Regions from separate parts of the Homo sapiens genome. Here regions 1 and 3 are each linked to region 2. Evidence: read pairs that join two places in POLR2A ChIA-PET (ENCODE). Cell type or tissue: K562. All regions are shown on one strand. Links, peaks and the distances in the headings refer to the core of each region. The heading gives the core; the rest is flanking DNA.

Region 1 (7,056 bases), core at 1,650-6,649, 120 kb after region 2:
GAAGGTAAGACCTTCTAGTAGTTTAATTTTCTTTCAAATGTTTTACAAATATGAACAATTTTATTTAAATTAAGGTGAATCTATATACTTCAAAACTTTCCTTTATTGTCCCTAAGTTTTATGTCTGATGAAACAGAGGTTGATTCACTCCTTTGATTTTATTGTTGACCAAGAGTCAGGATTATGGGAGCTGAAGGAGAAAGCAAGGACAAACAAAATGGAAATGTTTGGGAAAGAGAATTCTTTTATTGTCTTCTGGTTTTAAGTTATCAATTTTAATTATTTTAGTTAGGCTTTATATTTCCTGAATATTAATGTTAGTAAAAATAAAATGTTGATATTATAAAGACTAGTCGATTTAGGGTGATCTCTAAAGTTAAGATGAATGATTTAAGATTATTTATGTTTTAGGAAAGGGATCTTCAGTTTTTCTTTGCCTTCAGAAATCAGTAATAGTTTGAAATTTAAAGTAAAAAAATAAGAATTTAAATGTATTGTTCTTGTCAGTAAACCAAACTTTTACTTTTATATTTGCTATCAGAAAAAAACAAAAATTCTAGTTTATAAATATGTATTAAAACATGACTGTACTATATGATGTTTATTATAACATAGCCTTTAAAAGTTAAGAGCTAATCACCACTAATGTACATGATTTTTTTTTTTAAGTAAAAGTGACTCTGTTACATACATGAAAAAGTTTCACTTATCAGTATTCTTATACTAAGAAGGTTAGAAATTTCTGCAGAGAAGTAAGCTCAGGGCTTTAAAATTAAATAAGTAAATAAATTCTGTAGTTTATGTTTACAGTATGATGTAGTTAAGTATTAATAGCATTGAAATTTTTTTTTTTTTGAGATGGAGTCTTGCTCTGTCACCAGGCTGGAGTGCAGTGGCTCGATCCCGGCTCACTGCAACCTCTGCCTCCCGCATTCAAGCGATTCTCCTGCCTCAGCCTCCCAAGTAGCTGGGACTACAGGCGCATGCCACCAAGCCCAGCTAATTCTTTTGTATTGTTAGTAGAGACAGGGTTTCACCATATCGGCCAGGCTGGTCTCTTTAACTCCCTACCTCGTGATCTGCCCACCTTGGCCTCCCAAAGTGCTGGGATTACAGGCGTGAGCCACCGCGCCTGGCCTAATGGCATTGAAATATTAACTTTCCAAATAAGATATTATGGCCTGGCATGGTGGCTCGCACCTGTAATTCTAGCACTTTGGGAGGCTGAGGTGGGAGGATTGCTTGAGCTCAGGACTTCAAGTCCAGCCTGGGCAACATACTGAGACCTTGTCTCTACAAATAATAAACAAAATTAATTGGGTGGGGTAGCATGCGCCTGTGGTCCCAGATACTTGGAAGGCTGAGGCAGGAGGACCCCTTGAGCCTAGAAGGTCAAGGCTTCAGTGAACTGTGATCGCACCACTGCACTCCAGCCTGGGCAACAGAGTGAGACCATGTCTCAAATACACACACACACACACACACACACACACACACACACACACACAATACCTTTCAGACACTTAGGTTTTGATATATAGAGTTGAATACATTTGGGCCTACTTATTTCTATAAGAGATTTTAAAATAATATTATACTAAGGTACTATGTAAAATAGTTAATTCTAAAGAGTCATCTATAAGTTACTATAAGTAAACTTTGGGGTATCATACTATACAAGTTTTTCATTGTTTTTAGATGCTAACTATTACTTTAGAATTCTTTAGTAGTTTTAGTTCAGGAAGTCCAATGACTTAAGCATACCTATAAGCTGATGTATTTATACAGAATACACTGTTAAAATGTCTTTACTTTCAGAAGGAATTTTGGGTAAGGATCATAAATGTAACAAATCTAAATCTAAGGATATAATATTTCTATTGTGACAATGGTTCTACTTTTAGAATGGAATTGAAATTCAATTTATACTTAGAGATAAGCCGGTATGGTTGTTTATAAATGCTTTTACTTTTTGTTTTCTCATCTGTAGATTTGTGTTCGCTATTTTCAAACATGTGGTAATGTTCATGTTTTGAAGCCAAATTATGTGTGTTTCTTTGGTTATCCTTCATTCAAGTATAGTCATCCACATCACTTCCTGAAAACAACTGCTGGTAAGTATGATTTCAAAATAACGTGTATAAAATAATGTTTTGTACCTCATTCAGTAATATTTTTTAGTAGTTGATTGAGACTTTTTAAACAAAAAAAAGTTGACTCTGTATTTCTAGCCGGGCCCTTCCCATCTCCCCACATTTTTCCAGTTCTCACTTTCTTTTTTCTCATCCCTCTCTTTTACATACTTTCCTTAACACTGGCACCCCTTTTTAAAAAAAATTTTTTTTTAGAGACAGGATCTCACTCAGTTGCCCAGATTGGAGTGCAGTGGTGTAATCACAGCTCACTATAACCTGAACTCCTGGGCTCAAGTGATCCTTCTGCCTCAGCTTCTCAAAGAGCTGGGATTACAGGCATTAACTTATCTCGCCCAGCACTTGTGTCTTTATAATATTGGGAATGGGTTGTGTTGGGCCATCTATTTATCATCTGGCTCATCTAAGTGCAATAGTCAGCATTGATATGACTTTCTCAGTCAAGGTAAATTGTTGACTTAATAGAGGTGTCTTTGTGTTGGCATACACATTGTGGTATTGTTTGTTGAAAGAAGCACTTAATCTGTCAAGTGAACATGGTGTGATGAAACCAGCCTGATTTAGTACTAAATAGAAAGTTCCCTGACTTTCACCATTTACTTACTTTTTCCCCAGCTTTTTCTACCCTCTGTAAAGAACTTGAAGGATTAAGTATTAGATTTGGCAAGGGCACAAGAACTGTTTTTTTTCCTGATGTTCTATTTAGAACCCTGATAAAGAACCCTAGACTTTTGTTACACTATTAAGTTTTTGACAGATACATGGGAGCTTAGTTTGTGCTGGGAATGAAAAATGGGGGAATTCCAGGCAGACCCCAAGTCAGCCTTTCCATGCTCTTTTTTTTTTTTTTTTTTTTTTTTTTTTTTTTTTGAGCTCTGTTGCTCAGGCTGGAGTGCAGTGGCACAATCATAGCTCACTGTAACCTCAAACTCATGGGCTCAAATGATCCTCCTGCCTCAACCTCCTGAGTAGCTGGGACTACAGGTGTGCATCACTACACCTGGCTAATTTATTTATTTATCAGGATGTTGTCACAGTGCCCAGGCTGGTCTAAAACTCCTGGATTCAAGAGATCCTCCTGCCTCTGCCTCCCGAAGGGCTGGGATTACAGGCATGAGCCCTGCACCGGCCTTCCATGCCTTTTCTTTTGCTTTCTTTTTTTTTTTTGAGACAGGGTCTCACCTCTCAAAGTGATGGGATTACAGGTGTGAGCCACTGTTCCCAGCCATCTTCCATGTTTTTTCTATGTCATCCTCCACTATAGCCTAAGACATGTAAACTTTACCTTCACTACTTTTACAAAAATTTCCATTTTTTAAAGTTGATCTTTTTTTGTTACTTCCCAGAGAAAATAGAGGTCATTCAAGTAAATACTTCAACTTCCTGGTCCAGTCTGTAAACACTTAGGAACTTTGGGTTGCTGGATACACCAGTTCCAGGCTACTTGGATTCCTGGTCTACAAATTACTAGCAGTGTAACTTTAAGCAAGTTTCACCATCTGGGAAATGGGAGTAATCATAGTATTTAGCTAATTGTATTCTTGTGAGAATTCATTCATTCAACAATTAATATTTATTGATCACCTGTGTTCCAAGGCACTGCTCTAGGTGCTTGGGATATATCAGTACACAAAACAAAGATCCTTATACTTGGGTGGATTAAATAAATTAGAATATATAAAGTACTTACATACTCTAATACTGCTTAGATATACTAATACTGCTTACATATACTAATACTGCTTTCTCTGGATACTTATTAAGGTTTCTCTTCTTCTGCTTCTCTTTTAAACTTCAGTTTTTCATAGGATCCCATCCTTTGCCCTCTCTTCTTGTACTACATCTACACACATGCCTTCAACTCTCACCTCATTGAAGACTTGTGAATCTGTAGCTGTAGCTCACATCTCTCACCAACTCCATTCCAATGTCCCCAAAACTCAGTCTTCTACAAATCTCTTTTCCTTCTGATATTTCCTAACTCAGTAAGTCATTAAGCTAGACTAGCCTAGCTTAACCATTGATATGAGACCCTGCCTCTACAAAAAATTTTAAAAAGTCAGCTGAGCATGGTGGTCCACACCTGTAGTCCCAGCCACTCAGGAGTCTGAGGTAGGAGGATCACCTGAGCCCCAGAGTTTGAGGCTGCAGTGAGCTGTGATCATGCCACTGCCCTCCAGCCTGGGCAACAGAGTTAGGCCATGTCTAAGAAGAAAAGAAAAGAAGAGAAGAGAAGAAAAGAGAAGAAGGAGGAGGAGAAGGAGAAGGAAGGAAGGGGAGGGGAGGGGAAATAAAAGAAAGAAGAAGAGAAGGAGGAGGAGGAAGAGGAGGAAGGGACGGGACTGGAAGGGACGTGATGAGACAGGACGGGAAGGGAAGGGATGGGGAGGGGAGGGGAGGGAAGCTAGAAACCTAGAGCCATCAGGAGGGAGGGAAGAATCAAGGAAAGGAAGGGAGGAAAGGAAGGGAGGAAAGGAAGTGAGGGAAGGAAGGGAGGAAAGGAAGCGAGGGAGGAAGGAGGGAAGGAAGGAAGGAGGGAAGGAAGGAAGCGAGGGAGGAAGGAGGGAAAGAAGGAAGGAGGGAAGGAAGGAAGGAAACCTAGAGTCATCTTGAGGGAGGGAGGGAGGAAGGAAAGCTAGAAACCTGGAGTCATCCTGACTCTAGTCTCACATCAAACTGATTATCAAAACCTATTAATTTTACATCTTACATTTTTCTTAAATCTGCCTTCTTTTCAAATGGCTTTGAAAAGTATATAAATATATAAATCACATACTTCTGTGCTGGGCAGAGTGGCTCACACCTGTAATCCCAGCACTTTGGGAAGCTGAGGCAGGAGGCTTGCTTGAGGCCAGGAGTTCAAGACCAGCCTGGGCCACAGAAAAGTGAGACCTCACCTCTATAAAAAATTTTTTTTAATTACTTGGGTGTGGTGGTATGGACTTGTAGTCAGCTGCTAGTCCTAGCTGAGGTGGGAGGATCACTTGAGCCCAGGAACTTGAAGTTATCATGAGCTGATTGTGCCACTGCACTCCAGCCTGGGCAACAGAGTGAGACCCTGTCTCTAAAAAAATAATAAATTAATAAATTCTATACTTCTGCTTCTTACCTGAAGTAGCCTCCTGCTTCCCCTGCCTTGTTTTGCCTCTGCCACCCACTCCCCGACCCCATCTACCACACTCCTGCCAGAGAAATTTTTTCTAAACTTGTAGACCTAAAGTTGCAGATCTGATATTATAAATAGGATTCCATATCAGTTAATTACTGCTGAGTAACAAACAATCCCACAACTTAGTGGCTTAAAGCAACAAGGACTGATCATTTCTCAGGATTCTGCAGGTTGGCTGGGTGATTTCCTTGCTGGTTACGCCCAGGCTCCCTAATATGGCTGTATTCAGCTAGAGGATCATATGGGCTGGAAAGTCCAAGATGGTCTCACTCATGTGTCTGACCATTCATGCTGGGTTTCCGATGGGGCAACTCATTTCTCCTTTTCCTGATGTCTCATCCTCCAGTAGACTAGATCAACTTCCTTGCATGAGGATTTTAGGGCAGCATTCCAAAAGGGAGAAGGGAGAAGCTGTGCGGACTTTTGAGGCCTAGCTTCATGAACCTTCACACTTCACTTCTGTTATATTCTATTTGTCAAAGCAAGTCACAGCCCAGCACAGATTTAAGAACTGGTGAAATAGACTCGGCCTCCTGATGGGAACAGCTGCAAAGAATTTATGACCATGTTAATTTACCACTGGGTCCTGATCACCTTTAGGATGAAGTTCAAATATTTTAGCATGGTACACAAAGTCTTTTAAGTCTGGGCTGATTTCTTGCCACATACCGCATCTTCGGCTATAGAGAACTGTTCTTTAACCTTGCCATGAACCATCACATTTTCATGCTCTTGCTGTTCCTTGCATATTGCTTTGTATAGAGGTGCCATAGTATATTTTCTTGTTTTTGTGTTACTTAGATTGATTTCCAGTTCTTCATTATGACCCTATAGTAACCATTTTTTAGCAAGTGGAATTACTTATGGAATCAAGAATGTTGATTTAAAAAAAATTTTTTTAAATGCTTTTGATTGTTAATGCTAAACCATTCAGAAAGTTGCCAGGTTATACTCCAATCAGCAAGCTGTGAGAGGACCCAACTTGCTAGAGAGGAAGTAAGAGGTACCTAATACCTCCATAACCAAAATGTATTTTGTATTTTTTATTACTAATTTAACTCCTCATATTTAAGAAAATTTTACAACCCTAATTAATTTGTTATATGTTTTATAAGCAAATATGGTTAACAGCAGTCTAAAGATACAGGAGCATTCCTGAATAGGTTCAGAGCCATTTGTTAACCTGGAAAAGTGGGAGGGTCCATACGTGCTTTCAAATGATCAGAAATACTTTTCTCTTTTGAGAATAATTACCATACAGTATCATTGGCATCTAAGTATTACAAAGAGGGTATAGAAGCTGGGTGTGGTGGGTGGTCCCAGCTTCCTCAGGAGATGGAGGGAGGAGGATTGCTTGAGCCCAGGAGTTTGAGGCTGTAGTATGCATTTATGCACCTGTGAATGTCTACTGTATTCCAGCCTGGGGAACATAGTGAGACTCTGTCTCCAAAAAAAAAAAGGAGGGATGGGTAGAAATTTGAAAAGGGGTAGAAAATGGAAAGAGGAAAGAGACGACTTAGGGATAAGGTGGCAGAACATAAGTTTGGACAAACAAGTTTCCATCAAGTTTGCTAGATATAGAACTGCCTGATTTTTAGCCATTAAGAATGAGAAAGAATAGTTATATAAATTCAAAAGAAATCTGTTCATGTTATTATAGTTTCATAACTTAAAACAAGGATATCTAGCTGGGTCTCTCTTTGTATATCTTTGTTCTATTTTCTATTCATTACA
Region 2 (7,867 bases), core at 1,339-6,338:
GAGCAAGGCATTACTAGTTAGCATATTCATCACAGAGTACTTGCAATACAAAAAAAATTAACTGCTTTAAAAACAGGATGAATAAATTCTATAAGATCGTTATAAGGCATGCCAACCTTTCAATGTTTTACCAGCACTGCTGACGTTTTTTGTCTCTTCATTCACTTGCTCACTCAAATAGTTACTAAAAGCCTATTGGTCACCAGTCCCTACCCACAAGGAGCTCACTATCTACTGAGAAGACAGGTAAAGACATTATTACAATGTGATAAATGCTAAAATAGCAGTATCCTCCAAAACACAATGAGACCGTGTGTGTGTGTGTGTGTGTGTGTGTGTGTGTGTGTAAAATTTTGTTGAAATTGATCAGCAATGCCTCTGGGCCACACATTACCTAACAGTTTCCCTATCACTAGAATACTATCCGCACCCCTCCAGTCAGATGATAAAGTTTCTGTATGAGACGTGATTATTATGGCTGAACTCATAATGATCACATTTTAAAAAGGTCCTAACTGCATAACAAATACCAACCTCAGATGAGGGCACTAGTCTGAGTTTTTGCTCAAGCCCTTTAGCATAACCACCCACAGTCACACTGATGCCAACTTCTTGGGGAAGAGTTGCTGCACATCTAACAAGCTTCCCACACACACAGCAGTCTGATGCAGAACTAAAGATCACTGGGTGCCAAAAGGTTCCAGTCCCAATTTGGTCACTCAGTGTCCCTAATCTGGTGTCGTAGCCTCTCTGGGACTCCACGTCCTCATCTATCAAATGAAGCCACTGAATTAGATGGCTCCTAAAGTTCTTTCCAGCTCTTATGTAATATCATATATCACAGTTCTAGCCGCTATATAGACTCTACAGAGTCTATGACTCTAGTTATCCTTATTGGACAAACCCATTCAACTGTTCAAATGTTTCTCAAGGTCTACTTGCCCTATTTGATGTTCTCTGTTCTGTCTGTCCTCTCAGTGCATTGGGTCTGGGTACAGAAAACATTTCCCTCAGAGTGTCTCCTCTTTGAGGAAGGAAAAGAACACAACTTTTTCCATGAAATTCACTGTTTTCTGCACAGCCAGAAAGCAAACCCACAGACTACAAAGCAGCTACATGTATTAGGAAACTTATCATCTTTATTACTTACTTGTCTGCAAAAAGTCTGACATTTGTTGAGATCATAAAGGAAGGAGAGAACCCCAATATCAACTATCAATCCTGTCCCTTGATGCATTGTCTAGATTTCTAAGAAAGTTCAGGTTTACAACACCAGAGGGTGAGGAACCATTCTCCACTTATTACCTTCTTAACCCGAGGTAAATACTGGTCAGGTCAGGTGTCAGCTGCTGTTTCTGTAAAATAAGTGAGTGCTTTCACTTTGCCTTAAAGCCAAACAACAGACCAGATGGTATCAAGAAACCTTCCAGTATCAGGGTCTGTAATTCTAACATCCCTCGTTAGAGAAGGTCAGTTAATAAAAACTCCCTTAGAGACTCAGATTAACGAAAACAAAAGGAGACTTCTTCAGGAATGCACTGGGAAAATTAAAATTCACTCCCACAGAAATATTCTCAAGCAGTGTAAATTAACTCCATTATTCAATGGCTAGTACTGAAGGCAGGAGAGCTATACAGACAGTATATGCAAAGCTTTGTTAGAAAACAGAATGATGAGCGATTCCCCCATACATAAAAGGCTAACCCTCAGATTTCATAAAGTGGCTGAGGCTCTCAAAAGGAAAATAATTACTCTAAAATTTGTGGTGAGGATCACAGGGCCGGGGGCAACGGCTCCGCCTGTAATCCCAGCACTTTGGGAGGCCGAGGCGGGCGGATCACGAGGTCAAGAGATTGAGACCATCCTGGCCAACATGGTGAAACCCTGTCTCTATTAAAAAAAAAAATACAAAAATTAGCTGGGTGTGGTGGCATGCACCTGTAGTCCCAGCTACTTGGGAGTCTGAGGCAAGAGAATCGCTTGAACCTGGGAGGCAGAGGTTGCAGTGAGCCGACATCGGGCCACTGCACTCCAGCCTGGCAACAGAGCGAGACTCCATCTCAAAAATAAAAAATTAAAAAAAAAAAAGATGATCATCCATAATGATGAAGTCTGTGTATGACAGAAAAAAAGTAAATTGTGATCAATAAATTTTTTTTTTGTGACAGGGTCTTGATCTGCCACCTAGGCTGAGTGCTGTGGCATGCTCATGGTTCACTGAAGCCTCGACCTCCTAAGCTCAAGTGATCCTCCCACCTCAGCCTCCAGAGTAGCTAGGACTACAGCCATGTGGAACATGCCTGGCTAATTTTTGTATTTTTTGTAGAGACAGGGTTTCAGCATGTTGCTCGAGCAATCTGCCCACCTTGGCCTCCCAAAGCGTGGAATTAGAAGCGTGAGCCACTATGCCTGGCCAGTAAATTCTTTAAGAAGGCAGAAATGTATATTCATTTTAGAAAGGTTTCCGTAAATTATTCAAATTATAAAACTTTGATATTTCAGAATGTAATTTTCCAATTCTCTGTAGAAGCTGTCTCACTGAAATGCCACATATCCAGATACACAAAACTGAATAAATGCATTACTAAAGTACATCAATCATGGGGACCAAATTTGAAATAAACTACCTTTTCCAGTTCTCAAAAGAAAATTAAATTTTATAAAAAAAAAAAAAGAGAAGTCTAAACTGGCAAATTCTTCAATTTGTCACTAGGATGTGAAAATATTTAAGACCAAAAAATTAAATTAACAATAAAGGAAATATCTTATTCAAATTTATAGTTTACACAAATTATTTCTTATAAAGGAATTCACTGTCAACAACAAATAATTGTGATCATTTACCAGATGTTTTTGATATACGAGTTAAAAAGAAATTACTTAGGCAGGTACTGAGGGTTCGGGAGCCCTCGGTAAGGGTTTCCTTTTAATGAAAAGCAGCCCTAAAATCATTTTCTCTTTTAACAAACAGCAGCCTGTAAAAGAGAGCTGCACACGTAAACAAGCAAGCTGGAAACTTGCACAGGTGAATGTCGGCAGTTGTGCCAGTAGGAATACTACTACCTGGGACTAGGCATGTTCAAAATGGCAGCTCCATCTTCTCTTTTTGCCAGCCACATGTACAGTGAGGAGCAGACAAGACGGCACTGGCCGAGTGGAAAGTCCATTTGCATAATAAGATTAGGGTGGGGTGATCAGCCTTCCCCACCCACTACGTAAACGTCACACCTGGTTGAACCAATCTGCGGGCCCTATGTAAATCAGACACCGCTTCCTCAAGCCAGACTATAAAACCTGTTGCGGTCAGCTGCAGGCCCGCTTTTCCCTTTGGACTCCTCTGTCTCACAAGAGAGGGAGAGCTACTCTCTCCTCTGTCCTTTCTTCTGCCTATTAAAGTCTCTGCTCCTTAACCCACTCACGTGTACCTATTGTTAATCTTCGATGAGATGAAGAACCCCGGGTATTTACCCCAGGCAACAATGCTGCTTCATTTTCAAGTTGTCAAGAACTGGGGATGTTACATATTTTTAATAAATAGAGCAATATTTTTGATGACTCTCAATCCACATAAAATTCTTTGGTGCTCCTGGAAGTATTTCGTTGATTAAAACAAACCAATATATTTTTTAAGTAAATTGAAACTAAAGCTTTAAAAAGAATTATTCACAGCTCTACTTTGCTTCAGTAATGTGAATTGGAACAACTTAAAATGACAAGACATAGGAAACAACCAAAATGACCAAAGAGAGAAAAATGTTCAATACAGTATGGTATATCCTTTCCCCGAAATATTATTAATATAGAGACATTTATGGTGATTTTGAAAAATGGCATTGGTTTACAATGCTCATGTATGATTAAAAAAATCAGCATTTAAAACTGCATATACAAAATTATGCCAATTAAAAATTTATAGCACTGTAGGTTTGAATTTCTTCATTGTAGAAAAGCAATATTCTTTGAAAAATTAAAAAAAATATTTCTAAGACACAATGAATTTCACAATTCAGTATAAAAAATTCAGCTCAAATCACAAAGCCAGAAAGGAACTTGAGATCAGTTGTGCCACTTACCTCCCCACATTTTAAATATCCAGGACAGACACGGTCTATTTTCCGCTTAAAGATCACAAAAGACAAAGACTCCATTATAATGACCCCCTTTTTACTTCCTATCTCCAATCCTCAAAACAAAACAGAATAGCAAAAAGGCAGTTTCCTTCTGATTTACGTACCTCACCTACTTAAAGGTGTCCCTCTCTCCCAGTCACCCAAGCCAGAAACTTTGAATTCACCTTTGCTTCCTCCTCCCTACCCGCATCTGCTCAGTCCCAAATCCAGTCAACCAATTCTTTCCAGCCTCTCCCCATCTGGCCTTTCTTTCCCCACTGCTGCAACCCTAATCCAATTCTTCCATAGCCTAACTGACCCCACCTTCGAGCGATGGCAGCACTCGTCCTAAAGTAGAGCCCTGGTCACTCTCTGCCATTTACAAGCAAGCACAATTTACTGACATCCAAACAGTTTTCCACAATCCAGTCCCCAACTAAGTGACTGCTGCTGTGACCTGTGACTCCTCTCCATTCAAATATTATTACACCTCCTCTAACAGAATCTTGCTATTCCCAAACACCTCTTGTGCCTTTTCTCAGGACTCTGCCTGAAATCTTTTTCTTTCCTTTCTTCCTCATTCACTTACTCACTCATTCATTCATTCAACTAAAATTTCTTGAGCCCCATATCTATGCCAGGCACAGTGCTAGGTGTTGGGACATAATGGTGAGCAAAAACAGGTAGTACTGGTCCTCACAGAGATCATAAAATGTACTCTTTGCTATTATACACCCTTCAAAAACTAGCTCAGTGCTTATCACCCTGGGTAGCAATAATCTCTTCCTTTCTTGAACTCCTAACACATACATTTGCAGCTTTGGTCATGTATTATCCTGTACTGCATGTGTTTCTACTTCCTTCTTTACAAATACATATCTCCAAAGCATTAGTACAGTGTTCTGCATCAAAATCTATCCCATCTAAATACTAAGTTTCTTGTATAGCAATTTTCAACCACTTATGAAAGTTTTAAGTTATGCTTTTCACTTCCCATAAAAATGTGTCAAGAGTTTTGTGAGGCTTGTGTTTTAGTTTTTAGTTTTTTTGTTTTTTGTTTTTTGTTGTTTTTTTTTTTTTAAGCACAAAGGGGTATTGAGCTGTGGCTAAGTAAAAGTCATTTACTTCTGGCTTGGGAATGTGTTTATGAACTTACAAATGAGAACATCTGATGTCTTAGGAATCTACTTCAAACAAAATAATGAAGCCGCCCTGTGGTGACCTGGCACAGAAAGAACTTGGAAGGCTGACAGCTCCCCACTGGGATCTCCTGCAGCCCACTTGGAGCTCTCTCTCAGGCTGCATGATTATGACTAGCCCTGTTAAGATAACTCTCCTTAGCACCTCGGCTACATTTTTTGTTTTCACAGCCTTATCTCAAGCAAACTGAAAAAACAGAGTAATAATTTATCATTATGAAGATTAGAGATCAACTCTACACCGAATGCCTAAGAGGTCAAAACAGCAGATATTTAAATAAATCATTATCTAGAAGGTAAATTTGATTCCCCTGGATTACAGAATTAAGAACTGTGGGCCAGGCACGGTGGCTCACACCTGTAATCCCAGCACTTTGGGAGGCCGAGGCAGGCAGATCACTTAAGGCCAGGAGTTCGAGACCAGCCTGGTCAACATGGTGAAACCCTGTCTCTACAAAAAAATACAAAAATTAGCAAGGCATGGTGGCATGCACCCATAATCCCAGCTATTCGGGAGGCTGAGGTGGGAGAATTGCTTGAACCCCGGAGGTGGAGGTTGCAGTGAGCCGAGATTGCCCCACTGCACTCCAGTCTGGGTGACAGAGCAAGACCCTGTTTCAAAAAAAAAAAAAGAACTAACTATGAATGTACACAGATATATCTACTTCCTCTTAACATATACTACATCATAACACTGGCTGTCATGTGTTCAAAACAGAAGGTGAAAAAGGCTAGGCACAGTGGCTCATGCCTGTAATCCTAGCACTTTGGGAGGCCGAGGCAGGCAGATCACGAGGTCAGGAGATCAAGACCACCCGGCCAACATGGTGAAACCTCGTCTCTACTAAAAATACAAAAAAAAAAAAAAAAAATAGCTGGGTGTGGTGGTGCGCGCCTGTAATCCCAGCTACTCAGGAGGCTGAGGCACGAGAATCGGTTGAACCCAGGAGGCGGAGGTTACAGTGAGCTGAGATCGCACCACTGCACTCCAGCCTGGCAACAGAAGGAAACTCCAACTCAAAAAAAAAAAAAAAAAGAAGAAGGTGAAAAAAAGCAGCCCTGAACAATATTACTTTTCCAAGGTTTGGATGAAGAGAAGAAAAAGGGGGGAAGAAACTATAAACTACCATCTTTTAGAAAGTAAACAGTTTTCTGAGGGTTTTTTTTGGAGAATACCTTAAAAAAAAAAATCACCTTAAGTTACACCAGGTAAGCAGCCAGAACATTTCACCAGACAGCCTACAAAAGCAGTTATCATAGGCTTATAAAAACTGGGCTTCTTTCGTTTTCACGTGTCCTACAATTAACTCAATTTCTTTCCTCTCTTTCTTTTTGGTAGTGCACTGATAGGAAAAAAAAGGCAAAATTATACCCCCCAAAAGTGAAATTACAAAGAAAAATGTTTAAATTACCACCACACATTCCCAGATAGGAGCTGGTCATAGTTTGTGCATATACTGTCAGTGGCACATTTCCCCCAAGAGCCATCACCACCCAAGTTAGAGGGATCAAGTCTGTCAGGAAGGGGCAAAGTTGTCCCATACCCTCCCCATTGGCATCAGTCTCAGGCCAACTGGGAAATGCCTGGACTCCAGGGTGGACTGCCTCTGGCTTGCATCCCTGCTCTGCCTTACCAGCTCAGTGACCTTAGGCAATATACTTCCCTCTCTGGACCTCTACTTCCTCCTTTGTTAAGTAGTGATAATAACAGCATCTAACTCCTAGGCTTGTTCTGAGGATTAATTGAGTTAATGTGTGCGTGTAAACCACTTAGAACACTGCCTGGCACAGGGCTATACATGTTAGCTGCTGCTGCTGCTGCTGTTGTTGTTGCTATGGCTTTATTATTATTCCCACAATGAAATTTGTCTCGAGGTTCAACCAAATCTCCTCTTCTGTCTATATCATAGCAATTTATAATGAGAATTGAGGTTCTAAATGATGACCGTAAGGCTCTATCAGATCATATATATGTGTATGTGTGTATATGCTTAAGTGGCATTCAACCTTCCATTAAATTATCCTACTTGCTATACATTTAATTTGAAATAAAAATTTAAAAACCAAAAGGGTTTCTCCTGACCTACCTCTAACCTAAATATGCATTCCCACAAATATTTCTAGGCAAGAGTAGTTTTTCCATGCTTCTCTCATAAATATTCTATGTTCACATTTTGACTCAAAACTATGCTATAGACAAGATAAAAGAAATCATTTTTCTATAAATTACTTATCCAAAACTTCCTGGATGCATTAATATCAGGCTGCTTTAATTAAGTTTAAATGAAAATTGAATGTTTTAAATTATTTAAATCTTCCATTTAGCTAATTAGTTCTCATTAGAGGCTGCTCATTCTTAACATGCTAAAACATTTGGTGAAATTCTTCAAGTCACTTCAGAAACTGCTTAAAATTCAGTCCCTAGAGTTTCTCCCTAAAGAGCTCTTTCCTGCACTTTCAATACCTTTCTTCACAACTCAAAAAGAGAAGAAATGACAATGGACAGGCTGAAAATGAAGACCCTATACACTATCCTTCCCAGCAAACTGGCTTTCTATG
Region 3 (7,056 bases), core at 1,650-6,649, 73 kb before region 2:
TTAAGCAAGTTATTTTACCTCTATGCTGAATCTTGGTCTCCTCATCTGTGAAATGAAGTTAATGATAGCAGCTATCACTCATAGGACTGTTGTCAGATTATGTTTTTTAAAATATGTAAAGTCCTTCATATAGTGGCTGGTACATAGGAAGCACTTCATAAATATTATGACTATTCTTATTATTAACAGTGAATTGAACTGTTTGATTAAGTAAAACATTCATCATTGCAAGAGGTATTCTGGCAGAGGAATAACCTCCTGTCAGGAATATGATAAAAACAAGCTTAAAAGATAGGAGAGACAATGTATGTAGGCCAACAGAACCTAGCAGGTGTTTTCATGGATTAAATGCCATCCTTCCCCTACAAAAAAGAAAAGAAAAGAAAGAAAACAGGAAAATGTAGTCAGGCTTCCAAACAATCTCCTCTGAGCCACTGGGAGCCACGAGAGCTTCTAATGCACCATGAAGTACTCCTTCAAAAGGAGTGGGAACCTACCGTGGTGAAAATTGAGTGCTTCATACTTTATTTAAGTTTTTAGAGCAATTTAGCAGACCTGCTTTAGGCAACATAAAACTAAAGTATCAAGTTCAGGTCAGTTAAGCAAGAACTGGCACCAGAGCTTTAACACTACAGTGTTCCAAGGTGTCCGAGGTAGGAAACTTGACCTCAAGGCTCCAGGCTCTCTGCCCAGCCTCCACTGCTGACCCAAGAAACAGAGCAGGCAGACACCTATCTAGACAAAGTGAAAGGCACATATGGCAGCCATCAGGAAGGGGCCAGAAGACGTTCCAAGGGGAGAATAGACCTTTAAGGGCTTTAAGGTATAATTAACATAAAACCAACTTTTACAACCATTCAAGGTCACTTGAACCTATGGCTGCTAAGCCATGAAGTGAAATGTAACTTCATCATCCCTGAGTTTCAGCATCCCGAAAGCCTAACATAAAACTAGGAAGTTAGCAAAGCAACTTAACAGAATGCTTAAGTCCTGAAACTTCAATTATTCCAAATATTTATGTCTCATTTCAAAAGGAGGGATCTTTGTTTTTGTGTTTTTAAATATCATCTGAACTCACATGTCAGCAAAAAATAAAATAGCCCCCTTTTCAAATATCTTGTAAAAATGTAAACTATATGTTAGAAAGCAAATTTTAATGGGCTATGCCAGAGAAAAGAGTGACTAGGGATCTAAGAAAAATATTAGTTTATATAAACAACCATAAATTCCTTTGCAGACACTTGTCTTTGGGGTTCAGAGTCTCTGTGCCATGGACTCTCAGTGACCTGAGGAAGCCTGCGAACCCATTTCCTCAGAATAATGTTTTTAATGCATAAACTAGGATTAACAGAAAACTATTTCAATTACATTTAAATAAAGTTTAAATATGTATTTTAAATATACTAAAATACAAATTTGCAATACCCCAAAATGCACTTTTCAAATTAATATATTATATAACAAGATCTAGTGGCAAGTCTGATAACTGCCACTACAATTTTGAGGAAGGAATGAGCATAAATATTTTAAGAAATAATAACTGTAAGTGATATTAAATTGTCACTTATATTGCTAATGCTACTACAGTTTATTTACAACATTTATAATTGGATGTAACTTTATAATTGATAAGGTAAGGTCAGTAAAAATAAAGATATAATTTTTTTCTCATCTAAGTTCACTGACTCTCTGAATTCTCTTCCACAGACCCTAGATTAAAAACTACTGCTTTACGTTTTTTAAAAGGGGGTAAAAATTTCTTTATATTTAAAAAAAGTAAAAAAAAAAAATTACAAGATGTAGAGGTATCCCTTATTCTTTCAAGTATGTCTTCCCACCCCTAGACTCAGCTAAACAATGTCACTAATGTAAGCTACCAGAAAAAGTTCCAGGCCTATTCTTTCTGAATGTCTGCAAAGTATGGTGAGGCTTCCATGATACCTCCTACCCCATCACAGCCACAATTGTTACCAGTGACTAAAAGGAGAGCTCTGGTGACCCGGTGGTCAAATCTGCAGGCCTCCAAAGTTGGGAGGGAAAGTTAACATGCCATCCGACAGAACTAGGCAAGTCAGTCACCACAGGCTGAAAAGGCACAGAGAAGTTTACAAATTGAAATCTAATAAGGAATGCAATAGAATTTAGTCATATCCTCCAGATTGAGAGAAGGAAACGGCATGCCTTTTTTGAGCACCTACTGTGTCAGGTAATTTATATGCATAGCGCATTTAATCCTCATGACAGCCACATAGTGCCAACAGGTTCTCAAAATCTGTCCCAAAGACTGGACAAGAAAGAAATGGCTTAATCGTGGCATGTGGCTCATACGTAGTCACAGGAAAATACTATAACAGTGAAGGGACACAAGAACATGTTATGTATTCTCTGGGGGAGAAAGAGAGAAGATAAAGATGGAAGATTGAACCCATGCATCTACCGAACCCCACTAAAAGGAGATTTTTTTTTCTTTGAAACAGGGTCTCACTCTGTCACCCAGGCTGGAGTGCAGTGGTATGATCTTGGCTCACTGCAGCCTCCACCTCCTGGGCTCAAGTGATCCTCCAGCCTCAGCCCCTGAATTAGCTGGGACTACAGGCACAAGCCACCATGCCCAGCTAGTTTTTATATTTTTCGTAGAGCCAGGGTTTCACCATGTTGCCCAGACTGGTCTGGAACTCCTGAGCTGAAGTGATACACCCACCTCTGCCTCCCAAAGTGCTAGGATTACAGGTGTAAGCCACTGCACCTGACCAAAAGGTGAATTTTTAAAGGCTTTTGTTTTTTAAATGGAAACCAACAAAGACTAGGAGAATAAGAGAAGAGACAAAACAATAAAATTTTGAAAGCTAGAAATCATTTAGATGAGTGGTAAATAAGTTAGAAGACCAAGAAAACTGAATACTAAACTGACAATGAAAAAACTGAGAACCAGTTGGGCACAGTGGCTCATGCCTGTAATCCCAGCACTTTGGGAGGCCGAAGCAGGTGGATCACCTGAGGTAAGGAGTTCAAGACCAGCCTGGTCCAACATAGTGAAACCCTATCTCTATTAAAAATATAAAAATTAGCCAGGCATGGTGGCAGGTACCTGTAATCCCAGCTACTCGGGAGGCTGAGGCAGGAGAATAGCTTGAACCCGGGAGGCAGAGGTTGCAGTGAGCCAAGATTGTGCCACTACACTCCAGTCTGGGCAACAGAGTGAGACTCCATCTCCAAAAAAACCAAAAAAAAAAATGATAACCAACACAATTAATACCAGGTAAGTCTCAAAAGGCTTAGGAATTGGCAGCACTGTGTTCTCCTGGAAGTGAGGATAAAGGAAATGACTAAAATAAGATTGAAAGTCCATTTAAGAGGCAACATTCCCTCCCATTTTGTAAGTCAATTTTCCCTGTTGATTTTCCTCAACTCACCAATATAGTCGGGACCATCTAATGGTTGGCCCTGGGAGACAGAAAGATACCTGCCCCACATGATGTTCAAACTTGGAATTGGAAGATCCCTTCTAAGGAATTTTTTTCACCTGCATTATAACATGAAATGGAGGTCAGGAGTTAGGAAAACAGCAGACTACTGAACCCAAAAGTCCCCTCCTACTCTGAGGTTTTACCACCATACAACACCATTGGTCATCTCTTTATCTCTCTTCTGGATCCTTTCCAACAGAATTTAAACATTTTCAGGTCCCTACTAGCTCCAAAAAGAACAAGCCAACCAAAATTTTCCAAGCTCCACATCTTCCTTCAGCTTCCACCCGGTTTGGACTCCTCTCTAAAACAAGATTTCTCTAAAGAATTACTCCTTTTCCTTTTTTTTTTTTTTTTTTTTTTTTAGACGAAGTCTCACTCTTGTAGCCCAGGCTGGAGCGCACTGGCACAATCTTGGCTCACTGCAACCTCTGCCTCCCGGGTTCAAGCGATTGCCTCACCCTCCCGGGTAGCTGGGATTACAGGCGCCTGCCACCATGCCTGGCTAATTTTTGTATTTTTCGTAGAGACAGGGTTTTACCATGTCAGCCAGGCTGGTCTCGAACTCCTGACCTCAGGCGATCCGCCCACCTCGGCCTCCCAAAGTGCTGGGATTACAGGCGTGAGCCACCGCGCCCAGTCTCATCTTCCTTTTTAAAGTGTACAATTCAGTGGGGTTTGGTGTATTCATAATGTTGTACAACCATCACCAGTAATTCCAAAATATTTTTACTACCCCAAAAAGAAACTTTGGACTCATTTGCAGTCACTCCCCATTCTCCTTCCTCCAGCCCCTGGCAATCCACTAATTTATTTTCTGTCTGTCTGGATTTACTTATTTTAAACCCAGAGAACATTGTGCATGCATCATCTTAGCCTAATATGTCAGCAACAAGTAACTCCCTACTTTGCTCTCTTCTCTTGGTTCCTGGATTTTCCTTCTACCCTCTAAACACTACTTCCAACCTCCTTTGCAAAGTCATCCTTCACTTCCCAGTCTTTAAAAGTCAAACCTTCTCAAGGTTCAACTCTAGACCAAAATTCTTCTCACTCCATACTCTCTCTCTCTAGACCAGGGCCTCTAAAACTTTAGTGTGTATTGGCATCACCCGGATAGTTCCACAGACACAGGCTGCTGGGCCCCACCTCAAGTTTCTAATTCAGTAGGCCAAAGGCAGGGCCTGAGAATTTGCATTTCTAACAAGTTTCCAGGTGGAGCTGAGGCTGCCGCTAGAAAGGCATGTATTTTGAGAATCACTGCCCTAGACATCTCCATAAATTACCATCTATCTGCCAATGACCCTCAAATCTCTCTAGCACAAACTCCTTCTTAAAGCTTCAAAAATAGTACAGCCAACCACCTACATGGCATTTCCGTTCGGGTGTCTTAAAGATGCCTCAAACTCACTATGTAAGAAGAATCTCTTGAATCTGCTCCCACTCCAAAAAAAAACAACTGCAACGATAATCCAGTCTTGCAGCGCTCCCTGTCTGGGTAAAAGCTCCCACAGTCACTCAAGCTACAGGCCAGAAGTCTCACCTTTCTTTCCCCTTATCCTATCCCTCACTATGCACCATTGGTTTCACCTCTTAAATATCTCTTGAATGCATCACTTGCCAATTCCATTGCCACTGCCTTCCTACACCCACTCTTAAAACTTTTTAATGGTTTTCTTCACTGAAGCCAGAGTGATATTTTTAAAAGGCAAATCTAATCTGATCACTCTTCAGCTATAACCCCTCACTGACTTCCCATTGCTCTCAAGGGAAAGTTCAAATCTTCACTGTGGCCACAAGGCCTGGGGGTATCTGGCCCCATCTTCCCTGAGCTCCCCAGTAGCCACTGGGCTCTTCCTACAGAACCTGCACATCTGCAAGTCACATGTTCTTCCCTCTCACCCTCATCTTCCCACTTACCCTCCTCAACCTTCAAACCACCACGCCTGGCCACAATTCTATCTTTCTAAATGTGACTTCTGGCATACTAGTCAACTGAACTATACAGCTATTATACAGTGGTTATAAAAATCCACAACTATGACCATAGGAAGAATTTGCAGTCAATAAATAGTTCTTGAATGAAAAACTAAATGAATAATATTTAAATAGAAGGAGCAATTGGGACTTGTTGTTTATTTTGTGTTTAGTGTTTATTTTGCAGAAAAACAGCAGGAAAAAAATTAAGTTTAAGAAAACTAGAATCAACATCCACAATTAAATGTTAAAGAGCTTGTTTCACTGGTGTCCCAGCACTGTCTTATATAGGCTCTCAAGAGTGAACTGTTAAATATTCAGAAATTTTGAGAGCCCAAATCAGCAGTGGTAAAAGTATTTGTACCATGGAAATCAGCAAATACTTTTTACTTATAGAGCCAGTTTACCAACATACCACTGCTTGTAACCTGAGAATCTAAGAAATCACTCAGAATGAAGCAACCTTATAAATATTAATAATGGGAGATGAAACCAGAGATGAAAGAACATATTTACACAAAATAAGAAAGCATTTCTTATTATGAATAATGAAGTTACTCGAAGAAGAAAGAATGGAGAACAGAAGCACAGTGTCTACAATGTGGAGACTACATTAAAAAATACAAAAAGAGCTGATAGAAAAGAGACTAAGAAATTTTGGAAATGACTGTGATCTACAATTATCTTAAGTCCTTGATTCTCTAAATTCTCTGGGTAACAAGTAGTTAGGAGGTATGCAAAAATTGCAGAGCAATGGGTTGGAAAGGATCATAAAGGTCATCTAAGAACCCTTATAAGCACTGAACTGAATCCCCTCTTCACAACCTCCACAAGAAGATGAGCTTCTTAAGGACGGGAAACGTGTCTTTTATGTCTATTGGCCCAGAGTATAGTACAGTGTTGGGAAAATTAGTATGTTATAGATGTTGCTAAATGAATTAATACAGGAATGAATAAATGATCATTACCAAGAGTTCATTCAACTTATGCCTGAACACCTCTGGTGGCTAAGAACTATTGACCTTTTGAAGCAAAAATGTGTCCAGGCATGATGGCTCACACCTGTGATCCCTTTGAGAGGCCAAGGCAGGAGGATTGCTTGAGCCCAGTAGTTTGAGACTAGCCTGGACAATAGAGGGAGACCCCTTCTCTATTTAAAAAAAAAAAAAATTTAATTAGACAGGAGTGGTAGCAAGCTACCTAGAAGGCTGAGGCAGGAGAATTGTTTGAATTCAGGAGTTCAAGACTGCAGTGAGCTACAATTTGGCCACTGCACCCCAGCCTGCTAACAGAGTGAGACTCTATTTCTGAAAACAAATAAATAAAGGAGAAAGTATATAGAACAATCTTTAATTATGAGCTATGTACAATAGCAAAAACACTCTAGATCATCACTGTCCAATGGAAATATAATGCCATCCTCAAAAGAGAGCCTCATGTATAATTTTAATTTTTTATAACCATATTAAAATAAACTAACAAGAAAAAAGTAAATTTTAGTAGTGTATTTTGCTCATCCAATATATCTAGAATATTCTCATTTCAGCATTAATGAACATAATTATAAATAAGATATCTTACATTTTTCTTTTATATTAAATCTTTTTATTTTGAG

The links. Peaks named below come from ENCODE experiments on the same cell type or tissue, not always from the same donor. Only the 100,000 strongest peaks of a DNase experiment are listed, where the experiment ranks them.
Region 1: POLR2A ChIA-PET joins it to region 2 with 6 read pairs; 16 of 35 experiments call an interaction of 5 or more read pairs at or near these places.
Region 3: POLR2A ChIA-PET joins it to region 2 with 5 read pairs; 15 of 35 experiments call an interaction of 5 or more read pairs at or near these places.

The regions. Positions count from the first base shown.
Region 1 is chr1:100,235,819-100,242,874 of GRCh38, reverse strand. It overlaps DBT (dihydrolipoamide branched chain transacylase E2), which reads left to right. Exons shown (of 11, transcript NM_001918.5): 2 at 1,991-2,114. Among named protein-coding and RNA genes, the nearest start is that of DBT, 10 kb to the left of the region's middle. In K562, for the core only: no CTCF peak of the experiment used is centred there; no DNase peak of the experiment used is centred there.
Region 2 is chr1:100,358,422-100,366,288 of GRCh38, reverse strand. All of the region lies in intron 2 of CDC14A (cell division cycle 14A), which reads right to left. Among named protein-coding and RNA genes, the nearest start is that of CDC14A, 9.8 kb to the right of the region's middle. In K562, for the core only: no CTCF peak of the experiment used is centred there; DNase peaks (open chromatin) are centred at 3,218 and 5,398; H3K4me3 peaks cover 1,821 bases.
Region 3 is chr1:100,432,600-100,439,655 of GRCh38, reverse strand. All of the region lies in intron 5 of CDC14A (cell division cycle 14A), which reads right to left. Among named protein-coding and RNA genes, the nearest start is that of CDC14A, 84 kb to the right of the region's middle. In K562, for the core only: no CTCF peak of the experiment used is centred there; a DNase peak (open chromatin) is centred at 3,605.